2 separate regions of the Mus musculus genome follow, and region 1 is linked to region 2. A link is a loop called in an ENCODE intact Hi-C map of the cell type or tissue named here. Cell type or tissue: heart. All regions are shown on one strand. Each heading gives the region's core, and the rest is flanking DNA. Links, peaks and the distances in the headings are about the cores only. Region 1 overlaps Alox5ap (arachidonate 5-lipoxygenase activating protein). Region 2 has its middle 5.0 kb from the start of Gm30078.

Region 1 (6,740 bases), core at 1,763-4,262, 210 kb after region 2:
GCGTGTGCCACCACTGTGGTTGTCAATATCTTTCAACTGTGAGTTTCTTAAGGCAAATTGGTGACACTCCCGCGCCACCAAATGCATCAGTGAGGGGGCCTGAAACATTCTTGGTGAGTGACGTTTCTGGTAGGGAGGATGTGGAAGACTGGACAGCAAATCCAGGAAGCATTACAATGTTTTAGCAAAACAGTTAAAGAATGATCTCTCTCTCTCTCTCTCTCTCTCTCTCTCTCTCTCTCTCTCTCTCTCAGCGTTCTTTGCCCACAAGGTGGAGCATGAAAGCAAGGCGCATAATGGGAGAAGCTTCCAGAGGACCGGGACTCTTGCCTTTGAGCGGGTCTACACTGCCAAGTGAGTTTAAACTCCGGTGCTGCTAAAATAATGGTGGGGACATGGGCATGGCGGAATGAGACTATCCCCCATGCAATATCTGCCTCTGCCAACCTGCAGAGTGTTCAGGAGGCAGGCTGCTGGATGCCCTTCCTCATCTTGGTGCTCCCTAGTCTTAGAGGAAGGAAGTGTGATGGGGGAGGGGAGGTGTGGTCTCTATGATCCAGTAACGCCCTGGCAGCCTTTAGTGCCTGCACTGACCAGTTTCCTGTGGGTGTTGAAGCCCTTCAACTCAAGCCAGATGTTCACACAGCAGCTCAAGAAGTGTCTTCCACACACCACCCTGGGCTTGTCCAGTGGTGGTCTGGATGACGTCACTGAGTTTCATAACAGGGGGGCCCCTTGAGCAATCAAACCGAGGACAGAAAGGCGGAGGCTCTGAGCAAGTCCCCTGCCCTCTTGCCTTGACTTTTGAATAGAAGAGCTGTTGGGAGACACATGAGTGGCTCTGGAAAGAGGTTTGTGGAGTTCTACTTGGCTTGCAAACCTGAAGTGACATGAATCAAACATGATTGTCCTTTAAGTCATCTTGGGGTCAGCTAGGCATACCTGCCGTTAGTCAGAAGGACAGGCTCCCCGCTTTGATAGAGGGCTACCTTGAGAGTGGGTGTCAGTTCCAACCTCAGGAGTGAATTTGATTCTTCCTAAGGTACTTTCAAGGGGGGAAATCATGGCCACCGACAATTGGACCAAACTCAGAGAGTTTCTCTAGGAAACTCAGAAAGCCCTTGAGGCCCCTTCCAGATGTGTGAGCAGCCAGTGGGGCTCCCACTCAGCTACCCTTTGCTCCCTGTGGACTGAAGGGATTGAGGGATGAGGATGAGACAGAGCTCTCAGGCGAGCATGACTTCTCATAGAGACTCTCTCTGTGAGGTGTAGGGCATGTGTACATCCCAGGTAGGGTCTTCTCCATTGAGGTTCCCCAGCTGGGGCTCCTTTTGTCCTTAAGCTTATAAATTGATGCACGCCTCATCTGGAACACTCACAACCATCCTAGGAACCTCTTCAGATCATCCCTGGATGTTCACTTTCCATCCCACCTGCCCACTCTTCCTTAGCAGATACTCCTACCAGCTTAAGGGCATCCTTTGCTGCAGGGTCCACAGGGAGATTTCTTTGTTACCATCTAGAGCTTGGCTTCCCTAATTGTCAATGTCAATCTAAGGCATTCAAAGACTTTAAGAGGCATTATAAATCCATCCGAAGAAGAAGAAGAAGAAGAGGGAGATGACTATGTAGGTTGTCACCAATGTATTTGCATCATCCTTCTGTGGAGATAACACAAAAGGGTCCCTGGGAAATGTCATGAGCGGGAGATATGAAGATATCTCTGATCAGGGTTGGGGACAAAATTGCTCAAAGAAAACCACCACAGACTCCAGCAGCGGGGGGTGAGTAGTGTCCCTCTGTGCAGATGATTACTTTCTCACAGTGACCCTGAGATTTTATGGACTCCACCCCTCCACCCGCCTGTGTGTTGTCCCCACTCCCCACCCCCTGCCCACATGCACATTCTTAGAAGCTGAGTTTCCACCATACTGGCAATGGGCAGTGAATGAAGCAACCCTGGGTGATCTTTCCTTTCCTTTCCTTTCCTTTCCTTTCCTTTCCTTTCCTTTCCTTTCCTTTCCTTTCCTTTCCTTTCCTTTCCTTTCCTCTCCTTTCCTCTCCTCTCCTCTCCTCTCCTCTCCTCTCCTCTCCTCTCCTCTCCTCTCCTCTCCTCTCCTCTCCTCTCCTCTCCTCTCCTCTCCTCTCCTCTCCTCTCCTCTCCTCTCTCTCTCCCCCTTTCTTTCTTTCTTTCTTTCTTTCTTTCTTTCTTTCTTTCTTTCTTTCTTTCTTTCTTTCTTTCTTTCTTTCTTTCTTTCTTTCCACATAGTTTCTCTGTGTAGGCCAGGCTAACCTCAGATGTGTGGTCCTCTTGCCTGTGCCTTACTCAGCCCTGGGATTCCAGATGTGTATCACTTATGCCAGGTTGTCGCTATCTCACGTCTGTCACTTGCCCCCAGGAGAGAAAAAAACTTTGTTTCTACAAACCCAGGGTTCCTCTGGCTGCTGGCCTCCAAATTGCAGAAGTATCTAAGGCTGGTGGTTGAGCTGCATGGCCTGTGGGAGTGGTTTAGAAATTCTATGATGGTGTGGGGGTTCCAAGGGTAAGAAGATGTGCTAGGTTAGCGCTGAGTGATTGTTGTGTTTCGGGGAACTGACCATGAGGACTTTGTAACTGTCCTCAAACTCACAGAGATCTGCCTGCCTCTGCCTCCCCAGTGTTGGGATTAAAGGCGTGTGCCACCACTGCCTGGCTTGTAGCCCAGTTTTCAAAATCCACGAGTCTTCATCACTCAGCCTTGTGAGGTGAAGGAGAATAAGCAGATAGGGAAGTCGTGTGTGGAGAGGTTGGCGAAGGGAAGAGAGTTTTCGATCAGATAGGGATTGCTCAGACACTGCTGTGGTTCTGTTGAGGACCGCTTCCTCCTTCAGTCGACAAGCACTTGGCCACGCCCATGGAGGCTGCGCAAGAGGCTGGAGATCTGTGTAGCCGGATACTGGCTGTCTGCCTATGCCTGGAGAACACCAGGAAGGCGGTGATGATATTCTAACAGAAAGCCACAGCAACAGTCTTTCCTCCAGGGCCCTCTAGAAGAGTCAAGAAGAGGTGGAGGAACAACAACAACAAAAAGGATTATTTAAATAGTCAATTATTTTTATTTTATGTTCATGAATGCCTTGCCTGCATGCATGTCTGTGCACCATGTGTGTGCAGTGCCTATGCAGACCACAAGAGGGAGTCAGCTCACTGGATCTGAACTTATCAGAGGCTTGTAAGCCTCACGTAGGTGCTGGGACCTAAACCTAGGTCCTCTGCAAGAGCAGCCAGTGCTCTTAACCCCTAAGACATTTCCTTATCCCAAAAGCATGCATTTAATCCTACTATTTAAAACTTAAGATGTGAAGTTGTACCTGTTCTTACAGAATGACAGTACTGTACACAACTTACCCCACAAACATATCTGTCATAAGCTGTAAAACCCAGATTTTGGTAGGATCATGAATATTTTGAAATCTTGGCTATGAAAGTCAAGTGATATCTACTGATGAACATAAAAGCCCAAGGTGTGTTATTTTTAGCATGAGCTATGACCTTCACGGGATATAGCTAGCTTGAGAGGCCGGGCTTAACAGATGCCCTAGCCAACATCAGTGCAGTTCAGCAGGTCAGACACCCTTGACTAACAGCCTGTCTGACCACCTGTCTTGCTCTAGGCTGGACCTTGACTCTTTCAGTGCAGAGAATGTAGTTCAGTGCCTCTGGTCTTGGCACATAAGCTCAGCTAGTGAGCCTGTGTCAAAGTTTGGTTAGTTGACGGCAGGCTCTTCCTTGTGAGTATGGATAAGTGTAGGTGTGAGCTGAGACAGGTGTTCAGAGATGTGTAATTCCCTGAAGTGTGTTCCGAGATTCCAAGTTCATGGGTCATTAACCAATGTTACAGCAGGAAGGAAGTGCTTCCTGTGGTACCCGAGACGCTCCAACATGCTAAAGACCGTCTACCTCACCACGAGGGGGTGTCATAATTAACCACAGTGGCTCCCCCTTCCTCCTCACTTTTTTTGTCAGTACACAGTCTGAGAAACGTCACGCTAATGTCACAATACTCCAGCCCCTCTTGGTGTCCACTGGGAGCTCACTTTTCAAGCAGGGTGTAGTAATGAAAAGGGTATAGTAATTTTAAGTCTGCAAGGAGCCTATTGGCTGGTGTCGATAGTATGTCAACGGTGTCCTGGTATTTCGTTACCTTAACTTAATCCAAACAAACTAACAGAATTTTAAATTGTTCCTCTATTATATTTACAAAGGTTGGGGGGGGGGGAGGAAAGAGAAGGTAGCCTCGGTCTCTCTACAAAACAGGCAGATCCTGGCACTTCAGCTTGAATACAGCGTGGCGATTTACCGCAAGACCAGCTGAGCAGATCCTGGTTAGGCCTCGAAGCGAGAGTCGAGATGGGTTTGCCAGTTTTGTTTTGAAGAAGAATAGGAAAGATACAAATCTATTCAAACGGAAAAGAAATGTAATAGTAATATTTGGGGGGAAGTTTCATTCAGATATACCAGCTCTACACAGAACATGTTTCATTTGGAAGAAGGTGACAAAAATACAGGCAGGACAGTGGAGAGCCTACTCTAGTCACTGGGTGTTTCTCTCTAAGGTACAGACTCTTGGGCAGCTAGGGACCCCCTTCCTTTCATTACCTAGCCAAAATGACCACTTCAAGGGCTATAGAGATGACTCAAGCAATAAGTGCTTGCCGTGGGCTGAAGTTCAATCCTCAGCCATCACGTGAATGGACAAGCAAAGAAAAGAGAAGAAAGCCAGGGGTAGTGGTTAGAGCTTGTAGCCTCACACTGGGGAGGCTTAATGGACAAGCTCCACATTCAATGAGACCCTGTCTCAAAAAAAAATAAGGTGGGGGGTGATGGAGGAAGACACAGGACATCAACCTCTGTCCTCCACACATAGCTGCTCGCATGCACGTGTGCACACATGTGCACGTGGACACGCACCTCCCCCTCCCCCAAACCACAACTTCAAAACAAACAAAAGAACCAGGCTGAAGCAGGGAGACAGCCTTATCACTGGGAGCGTTTTGGACCCGTTTACTAGGTAAGGAACTGTAAACGGGCCACGTGTAAGGACCTCCTGCCCTTTGGAAGTCTGTGTCCGTTAGACCTATGGAACTTGTGTGGATCCAGACTGCCAGACCCCATAAGGCCAGCAGGGTTCTGCTTTGTGTACTGAAGTATTTTTAGCACTGCTTTCTGGGGGGATCAACATTTAACATATGCCAATATGCAATATACGAACTATATGGGGTTACTGTACCCATCCTCAAAAGAGCTGACTTCTTATTGGCTCTGAGACATGAGACCCTAGCAAGAAGCAGCCTGAACATTGCATTTTGGCTTTTAAATGTATAGCTCCAAACCCTGTTTACCAATGGCTCTAGGATTGCATCATGTACTGAACCACCTGGAATGCTTGCTGAGGCCTAGGTTGCTGTGGTCCTTGCCCAGTTTCTAACACCACACATTGAGGTAGCACAGGCATTTGAGCATCCAGTAAGCCCTCAGATGCCGTGGGTGTTGCTGGGATGGGGCCCACCTGGGAACCTCTGCTTTACACCACTGACTTAGCCTCAGAGAGGCACAGTTGCTGCCACACCCTTCGTTTAGTGAGTGAGGAAACTGAACCCACCCAGAGAAATAGCTTTGTTAAAGTCTTGCCAAGGACAAAGACGGAGCCAATCAGCCGTTCTTCACACAGTCTCATGTTGCTCCCCAAACACTTCTCATAGGTTTGTTCTGTTGCTTTTGCGTATTTACATATTTGTGAATTTGCATATCTACATATTTACATATTTGTTTCATTCAGTGGAAGGACTAGGCTGCACCCAAGGACACTTACTGTTTACACAGTGAAAGATCTCTCAGGGGTTTGGAGACTAGACTGGCAGGTGTGAATTCTGGCCTTCCTCAGTCCCCATCCCTAACCGGGGGTGGGGGGTGGGGGAATAGGGAGAACCCTAGAGAGTTATTCAGCTGCTGTAGGCCTTGGTGTCTCATCCGAATAGGATTGTAATTACAGTAGGCAGAATAACAGCCCCTACCTAACCTCTTCCTAGGAGACTGTAATTTCATTATGTGGAAAAATTCAGATTAGCTTTGAAAAAAATCTCATTTGAGTCAGTTCTCTCTCTCTCTCTCTCACTCTCACTCTGTGTGTGTGTGTGTGTGTGTGTGTGTGTGTGTGTGTGTGTGTGTGTGTGTATGTGAGTGTGTATCATGTGGATGTAGGTACCCAAAGATGCCAGAAGAGGGTGATATATTCCCTGGAGCTGGAGTTACAGTGGTCGTGAGCCAACAGAGATGAATACTAGGATCTAAGGCTGGGCTTCCTAGAAGAACATCGTGTGCTCTGAACTACTGAACCTTTTCTCCAGCCCCACAAATAAAATCTTTTAAACAAGAAGGAGAAAGGTTTGACGTTAGAAAGGCTCATTGGCCATCCTGGGCTTTGAGATCAGAACAGGGCAGCAGCCAAGGAATACTGGGATCCCGGAGTCTGGAGAATCAAGGGAATACCCCTTTACCCACTTGAGCTTCAGAGAGGATGCGGACCTGGCCACACCTGTATGGTAGCTCAGGGAGATTCATTTCAGACTCTGGCTTCTGGAATGGTAACTCAATGCATTTGTCCTGTCTTAAACCACTGAGTTGGTGGCTACATGTTACCGTAGCTAAAGCAAACCCAGAGTCATCTAGTTCAGTGGCAGGAATGTGGGATCTCTCCTGT
Region 2 (6,740 bases), core at 2,120-4,619:
TTGCCCTAACAATTAGGACGGGAAGTTGTAGGGTTTAACTTCTTTTTCTTTTCTTTTCTTTTTTTTTTTTTTAAAGGAGTAAAACCCAAAATATTTTAGAAACTTAGAATGGGTATTTTTTTGGCATCATAATATTTTTTTTATTATTATTAGGTATTTTCCTCGTTTACATTTTCAATGCTATCCCAAAGGTCCCCCATACCCCCCCCCAATCCCCTACCCACCCACTCCCCCTTTTTGGCCCTGGCGTTCCCCTGTACTGGGGCATATAAAGTTTGCAAGTCCAATGGGCCTCTCTTTGCAGTGATGGCCGACTAGGCCATCTTTTGATACATATGCAGCTAGAGTTAAGAGCTCCGGGGTACTGGTTAGTTCATAATGTTGTTCCACCTATAGGGTTGCAGATCCCTTTAGCTCCTTGAGTACTTTCTCTAGCTCCTCCATTGGGGGCCCTGTGAGCCATCTTTCCAGCCAACTTCTTTTTCTTTTTTACTCTTTTCCCGTCTGTATTATTGAATAAAAACAAATGTAAGAATCCAAATGCATTTGAGTGGTGATGGTGCGCACCTTTAATTTCAGCACTTGGAGGCAGAAGATCTCTGAGTTCCAGGACAGCCAGCTCTGCAGAGGAAGTTCCAGGATAGCCAGGGCTACACAGACAAACGGTGAAAACCCAGCCAGCCAACCAACCAACTAACCGAACAAACAAACAAACAAAGGGCTTGTATGGGGAGATTTATACATGGGGTGGGGTATTGTTTTGTGTTTGCAGACTGGCCTTAAAGGCCTGATCCTCCTGCCTCCAACTCCCAAGTGCTAAGAGTATAAACTTTCCACACCTTGCTGGCCAAGTAAAGATTTTTATATTCCTTTCCTTTTTAACTTCTCTCGATTCTCTCTCTCTCTCTCTCTCTCTCTCTCTCTCTCTCTCTCTCTTTCTCCCCCCTCCCTCCCTCCCTTCCTTCCTTCCTTTCTTTATCTTTCTTTCCTTCTTGCTTGCTGTCTACCTGTATTTCTTTTTGTTGTTGTTGTTGTTGTTTTATTTGAGACAGAGTTTCTCTGTGTAGGCCTGTCCATCCTGGAACTTACTTCCTAGGCTGGGCCTGAATACGCAGAGATCTGCTTGCTTCTACATGTGTGTGTTTTGCCCGATGTCCAATGAATACCCTGGAACTGGAGTTACAGATCGTTGTGAGCCACCACATGGGTGCTTAGAATGGAACCAGGGTCTTCTGGAAGAGCAGCAGGTGCTTTTAATTACTGAGCCATCTCTCCAGCTCCTTTATGACCTCTTTTAAAGAAAATACTATTTTTTTATGTGTATGAGTGTTTGAGTGAATCCATGTCTCTGTACCATGTTCATGACTGGTCCCCTCATGAGGCTAGAAGAGAATGTTGGATCTCCTGGAATTGGAATTATGGATGGGTTTGAGCCACTGTGTAGGTGTTGGAAGCCAAAGCCCTGCTTCAGTAAGGACTCTTAACCACTAAGCCCTATCTGCACCCCTGAAACCTGTTAAGTTAAAAACACTAGGTAAATCTGTCAATCATAGTATACTACATTTATTTCATGAACTCCCTTCATCCTTCCTTTTGTGAGACAGAATTCTGTAGTCTAGGCTAGCTACCACTTCCCTTGCGATCCTCCTACCCCTATTCCATCAGCAGTAAGATTAAAGGCACTTGTCACCATACTTAGTTTTAATATTTTCTTTGAACTCTTTCTGACTTAGATATATTCAAGTGCTTACCCCCAAAGATGGAAGGAAAAAGATCCAAACCATACAGAGTCTGTGAGATCCTGCCTAGAAGTAATCGCCTCGCCTTCCATTCCCAACTCCCCAATCCAAACCCCACATACTGGCCTCTGGCTCTTCCTGAGACCTTTGCTCAGGAAGGGCGTTTCATTACGTGGATCCACAGAGACAGACCTGAGTCAAGAAGAGAGTGATATCTGAGGGTCAGCGGTGGGGACACCTGGAGCCCTTCTGATCCAGGTCCGTGCTTCTGTGGCCTTAGCCATGGGCAGCCCCAAGGCTACCAAAGCTATTCATACTATCACTTTCCCTAAAGGAGAACCTTTCACTGCTTAGTAAGAGAGCAAAGATCAGGCCTTGAATTAAAGAAAGAAAAAGTCTGTATTACGTTTCTTCATTCATACATGTGTGTGTACATGCATGCGGAGGTCAAGGAACAACTTGCACAAGTCAGTCCTCTTTCTTCCTGGGGGTCCCAGGGATCGAACTCCTGCCATCAGGCTTGGCAGCAAGCACCTCTATCCACAAGCCATCTTGCTGGTCCCAGGTCTTTCCTTCTTGAGAGTATTGATCTTAGGCTAAGTGGTGGGGCTGATTTCTAACATTTATTCCAAGGCCAGTGGTCATGAAATTTGGGTGAGGGACCTTAGCAAAAGTCCTCATAAAGTAGTAACCTAGGGTCGGGGAAGGGCTTCTGAGTAAAAGCATTCACTGAGTGAGTCTGACTCTGTCTTCAGTTCCTAGAACCCACAGTGCAAGGAAGCACTGACTCTTGCCCATTGTCCTCAGATCTGCACACAATGCACTGCTAAAGTTATATCAGCACACCTTTGAGGGCGAGCAAGGGATCTCGGGAGTGCGCAAGCGTGCGCGCACACAACACACACACACACACACACACCCCACACACACCCCTAACAAAGTTAAATTTTTATTTTTATTTTAATAAAACATAAAGTAATAATACATTTGTCAAAGTTCATTCTTTGTAATGTTGAAGAATCGCATCAAAAGATCAAACCAGCTTTCCTATCAAGAGGGCCCCACTGTGGCTTGACCCCCAAAAGGTCCCACAGGCTCCTGTTTTGCTTGTCTGGTCACTTAGCTCATGGCAGGCCATGTTGGGAGACTGTGGAAGTTTTGGGGGGCGGGATCTAGCCCCAGGAACTAGGCTCTGAGGTGCCAGCCTTCGAAGGGTCTGGCCTGTCTCCTGATCCCAGGATGCTTTCTGCTGCACAGCCTCTCAGGATGTGAGCAACTTCTGCCTCAGTTTCTCTAGTTGGGAACTCGGGGACTCTGCCAGGCCACCCACAGGCAGACAGAAGCACTGAACTGCTAGTCACAACAAAGCTGTCTTCCCTTGTTCCTATCAGGTATTTCAGTCAGGACCTAGTGCAGCACATGTTTTTTGTTGTTGTTGTTTTTTTTGTTTTGTTTTGTTTTGTTTTTTTTAGAATACATGACTGCTTATGTCCACATGATAACTTGCATACGATCAGCCACTGCAGTGGTTTTTATTGTTCGATTTTTGTTTTGTTTTTGTTTTTTTGTAATATACCCTGAGGTGTATACAATTCACCCGTCCATCGTCTAATGAGCTGATAAATAAAAATGTGATATATTAGTACAGTTGGAGGTTTGTTTGTTTGTTTTTTTAGCAGATTTAATTTTTGTGTGTCCCCACTCCCATCTTTTTAAAAAAAACTTTATGATGCTCAGGTGTTTTACCTACATGTATTTCTGTACAGCACATGTGTATCTGGTGCCCTCAGAGGCCAGAAGAGGGCATTGGATCCCCTGGAACTAGAGTTACAGATGGGTGTGAGCCATTATGTGGCTGGCAGGTCCCCAGGAAGGACAACAAATGTTCCTAGCCACTCCAAGTGGCCATGTCTTTTGATTTTTGAGACAGGGCTTTCAGGAAGGCCTGGTTGAACTTTAGCTCACTACGTAGAGCAGGCTGGCCTCAAATCACAGAGATCCATTTGCCTCTGCCTGCAGAATGCTGAGATTAAAAGTGTGAGCTACAGTGCCTGTGTTGTTTGTTTCTTCCCTGGGGGCTGAACCTAGGCCCTTCCAAGCGGAAGGAACAGACCTATCACTGAGCTTGTTCTCAGCCTCTTAAAAAAGTTGAGACAAATAGGTTATGCACACACACACACACACACACACACACACACACTGTCTTTAGACACACCAGAAGAGGGCACCCGATCTCATTCCAGATGGTTGTGAGTCACCATGTGGTTGATGGGATTTGAACTCAGGACCTCTGGAAGAGCAGTTGGTGCTCTTAACCACTGAGCCATCTCTCCAGCCTGTGGCCCATGCCTTTAATCCTAGCACCTAGGAATTCGAGGCCAGCCTGGTCTACAGACTGAGTTCCAGGACAGTCAGGGTTACCCTGTCTCAAAACTGTCCCTCTTCCCCCCACAAAAATTAGCTTGTTGAGACAAGGTTTCACATAGGAAGTTATTGAGGCCAGCCTTGCATTTACGAAACTCCTAACTCGCCCATCTGAGTAGCTGGGATTCTCGGCCTCTCCCATCAGGCTTGCCATAGTTATCTGGCAGTCAAACAGAACGAGGGCTGGAGACATGGCTCCGTCAGTAGAGCCTTGGTATGCAACGATGAAGGCCAGAGTTCTCCAGTGTAAAAAACTGGATCTGGTAGACTGTTTGCAATCCCAGTGCTGGGGACAGGGGGATGACTAGGGCTGGCTAGGCTAACTGGCCAAGCCTAATCAGTAAGCAAGGCTATTGAGAGTCCCTATCCTCAGAAGCAAGGACATTTCTGATGAACATCCAAGAGACCTTGGCCTTATATGTGCCCATGTGTACATACATACATACATACACACATGGTATGACCTCTGGCCTCTATGTGCACATGTACACACACACACACATACACATACACACACACACACACACACACACACACACACACACACAGAGAGAGAGAGAGAGAGAGAGAGAGAGAGAGAGGGAGAGAGAGAGGAGTGAAGTCTAATACAATCTAGAAGGATAAAATATCTTGTGTGAAAGAGGACAGACAGGGCACAAACCACACGATCACTTTGCTTTGGGATAATCACAGCAGCAAACCAGTGGTTGCCGGGTTCTTGGGGAAGGGGAGTGCCTGCTACTGGGTATGAAGTTCTCTTCTGGGAGACTTCTGGAAGAGTTCTAAAATTAGATTATCGTAATGGCTGCATAGCCTGTGACTCTGCCCCAGACCACAGAGCTGTACACTCTAAGTGGGTAAATTGTATGGCGTGTGAATTACATCTTGAGGAAGCTGTTCCTTAAAAAGGAATAAACAGGTCTCCTGAGTGTTTAAGCAGGCAGTCAAAGCTGGGACAGCAAGATCTCCTCTTGCCAGTTCTTCCAAAGCCCCCCTGTTCTCCTGGTATTTGACGCTGTGTGAAAAAAAAATGGCCCTCATCTGCATCAGGTTTAAATTTCACTATTGGAGTTCTGAGAGCTGTGCTTGATCTATGTATTTGCTACAAAAATAGTAATTTTCAGAGAGCCCCTTTGAAGGGATACATTGGGAGGTTTTCCATGAGAGCTGGGATGACCCCGGGGGTGGGGGGGGGGAGATGTGATGAAGGGTCAGATGAGACAGTGCAAACTTGCAGCCTCCTGGCCTCAGGTGATCAACACGCTTCCTTTGGTTTAAGATGTGTTTAAAAGTTGGAATTTGGAGCTGAGGGGGTGGATCCACGGTTAAGAGGTATCACTGCCCAGGAAAAGCACCTGCATTTGGGTCTCAATCCCCATTGGTACTCTCTTCCGATCCTTGAGGGTACCTGATGCATGTGACACACATCAGGACAGCCAGGGCTTTTTAGAGACACCCTGTCTCCAAAAACAAAACAGAAAGAAAAAAAGGAAAAAGAAAAGAAGAGAAGAGAGAGAAAACCCGAGGTCCCATAAGGTAGACGTACATTCTGGTAGGACAAGGCGACAGAGAGTGGAGAGTGGCTGCCTCTTGCCACAAGTCTACCACTTCGTTATGCCACCATCTCTATGCTGCTGCCTGGCCTCTGTGCACAGCAGAGTTCATGGCTTGGGAGTTTGTATTTCATATGACCAATGACGAGCGTTCTGAATTGTTCTCTTTTACATTAGTAGTTCTGAGAATCACACCAAGGGCCTTCTCACGGTAAGCAAGACTCTGTCTTGACATCTTTTCTTCCCTCTCCCTATCCCAGTTGATTGTGTGAGGGACCTTTTCCTTGTTAGGCAAGGGCTCTACCACATTGAGTAGAATCCCAAGTAAAAAACGTTTTTATTTTGAGTCACCCAGGCTGCCCTTGAACTTGAAAGCTTCTCATTTCAGGATCCTTCCCACTTCTGGTAGCTGAACCATTAGAGTCCTGAAATTCCTTAACCCAAGAGTTTCTTTTAAACCAGGTGGGGTGGCCCTTGTCTGTAAACCTCAACACACAGGAAGCTGAGGCTGGGGGATTCAAGTTTAAGGCAAGCCTGAGCTACAGAAGTAGACCCCCCGCCCCTACTACTTGGGGGCCACACCTTTAATTCCAGAAACAGGTAGATTTCTATGAATTAAGGCAACCCTGGTCTATATACTGAGATCCAGGCTAGCCAGGGCTACATAGAGAGACCCTGTCTCAAAAAAGAAAGAAAGAGAGAGAGAGAGAGAGAGAGAGAAAGAAAGAGAGAAAGAGAGAGAGAGAGGGAGAGAGGGAGAGAGGGAGAGAGGGAGAGACAGAGAGAAAGAAGCCCTAAAAGGGTCCTTCATGTAAAAACAAAAACAAAAATCTCACTTGTGGTGACATGCTTGTTTTTAATAAAAAAAATTAAAAACATTTTTATGCATCTGCATGTTTGTGTGCATGTGTGTTCTATGTGTGTGGGCCTCAGTAGTGAGGCTAGAAGAGGGTGTTAGAGCCCCTGGTGCTGGAGTTACAAAGAGCTGCCTGCCTGACATGGGGCTGGAGGCTGAACTCAGGAC

The links. A loop is a pair of places that touch in the nucleus more often than their neighbours do. Peaks named below come from ENCODE experiments on the same cell type or tissue, not always from the same donor. Only the 100,000 strongest peaks of a DNase experiment are listed, where the experiment ranks them.
Region 1: a loop joins it to region 2, with 2.7 times the contacts of the local background. A loop is called at or near these places in 4 of 42 quality-filtered maps.

Annotation. Positions count from the first base shown.
Region 1 is chr5:149,272,127-149,278,866 of GRCm38, forward strand. It overlaps Alox5ap (arachidonate 5-lipoxygenase activating protein), which reads left to right. Exons shown (of 5, transcript NM_009663.2): 2 at 255-354. Among named protein-coding and RNA genes, the nearest start is that of Alox5ap, 10 kb to the left of the region's middle. In heart, for the core only: a CTCF peak has its summit at 3,165 (motif pointing right); a DNase peak (open chromatin) is centred at 2,885.
Region 2 is chr5:149,059,451-149,066,190 of GRCm38, forward strand. No RefSeq gene overlaps it. Among named protein-coding and RNA genes, the nearest start is that of Gm30078, 5.0 kb to the right of the region's middle. In heart, for the core only: a CTCF peak has its summit at 3,531 (motif pointing right); no DNase peak of the experiment used is centred there; H3K27ac peaks cover 138 bases.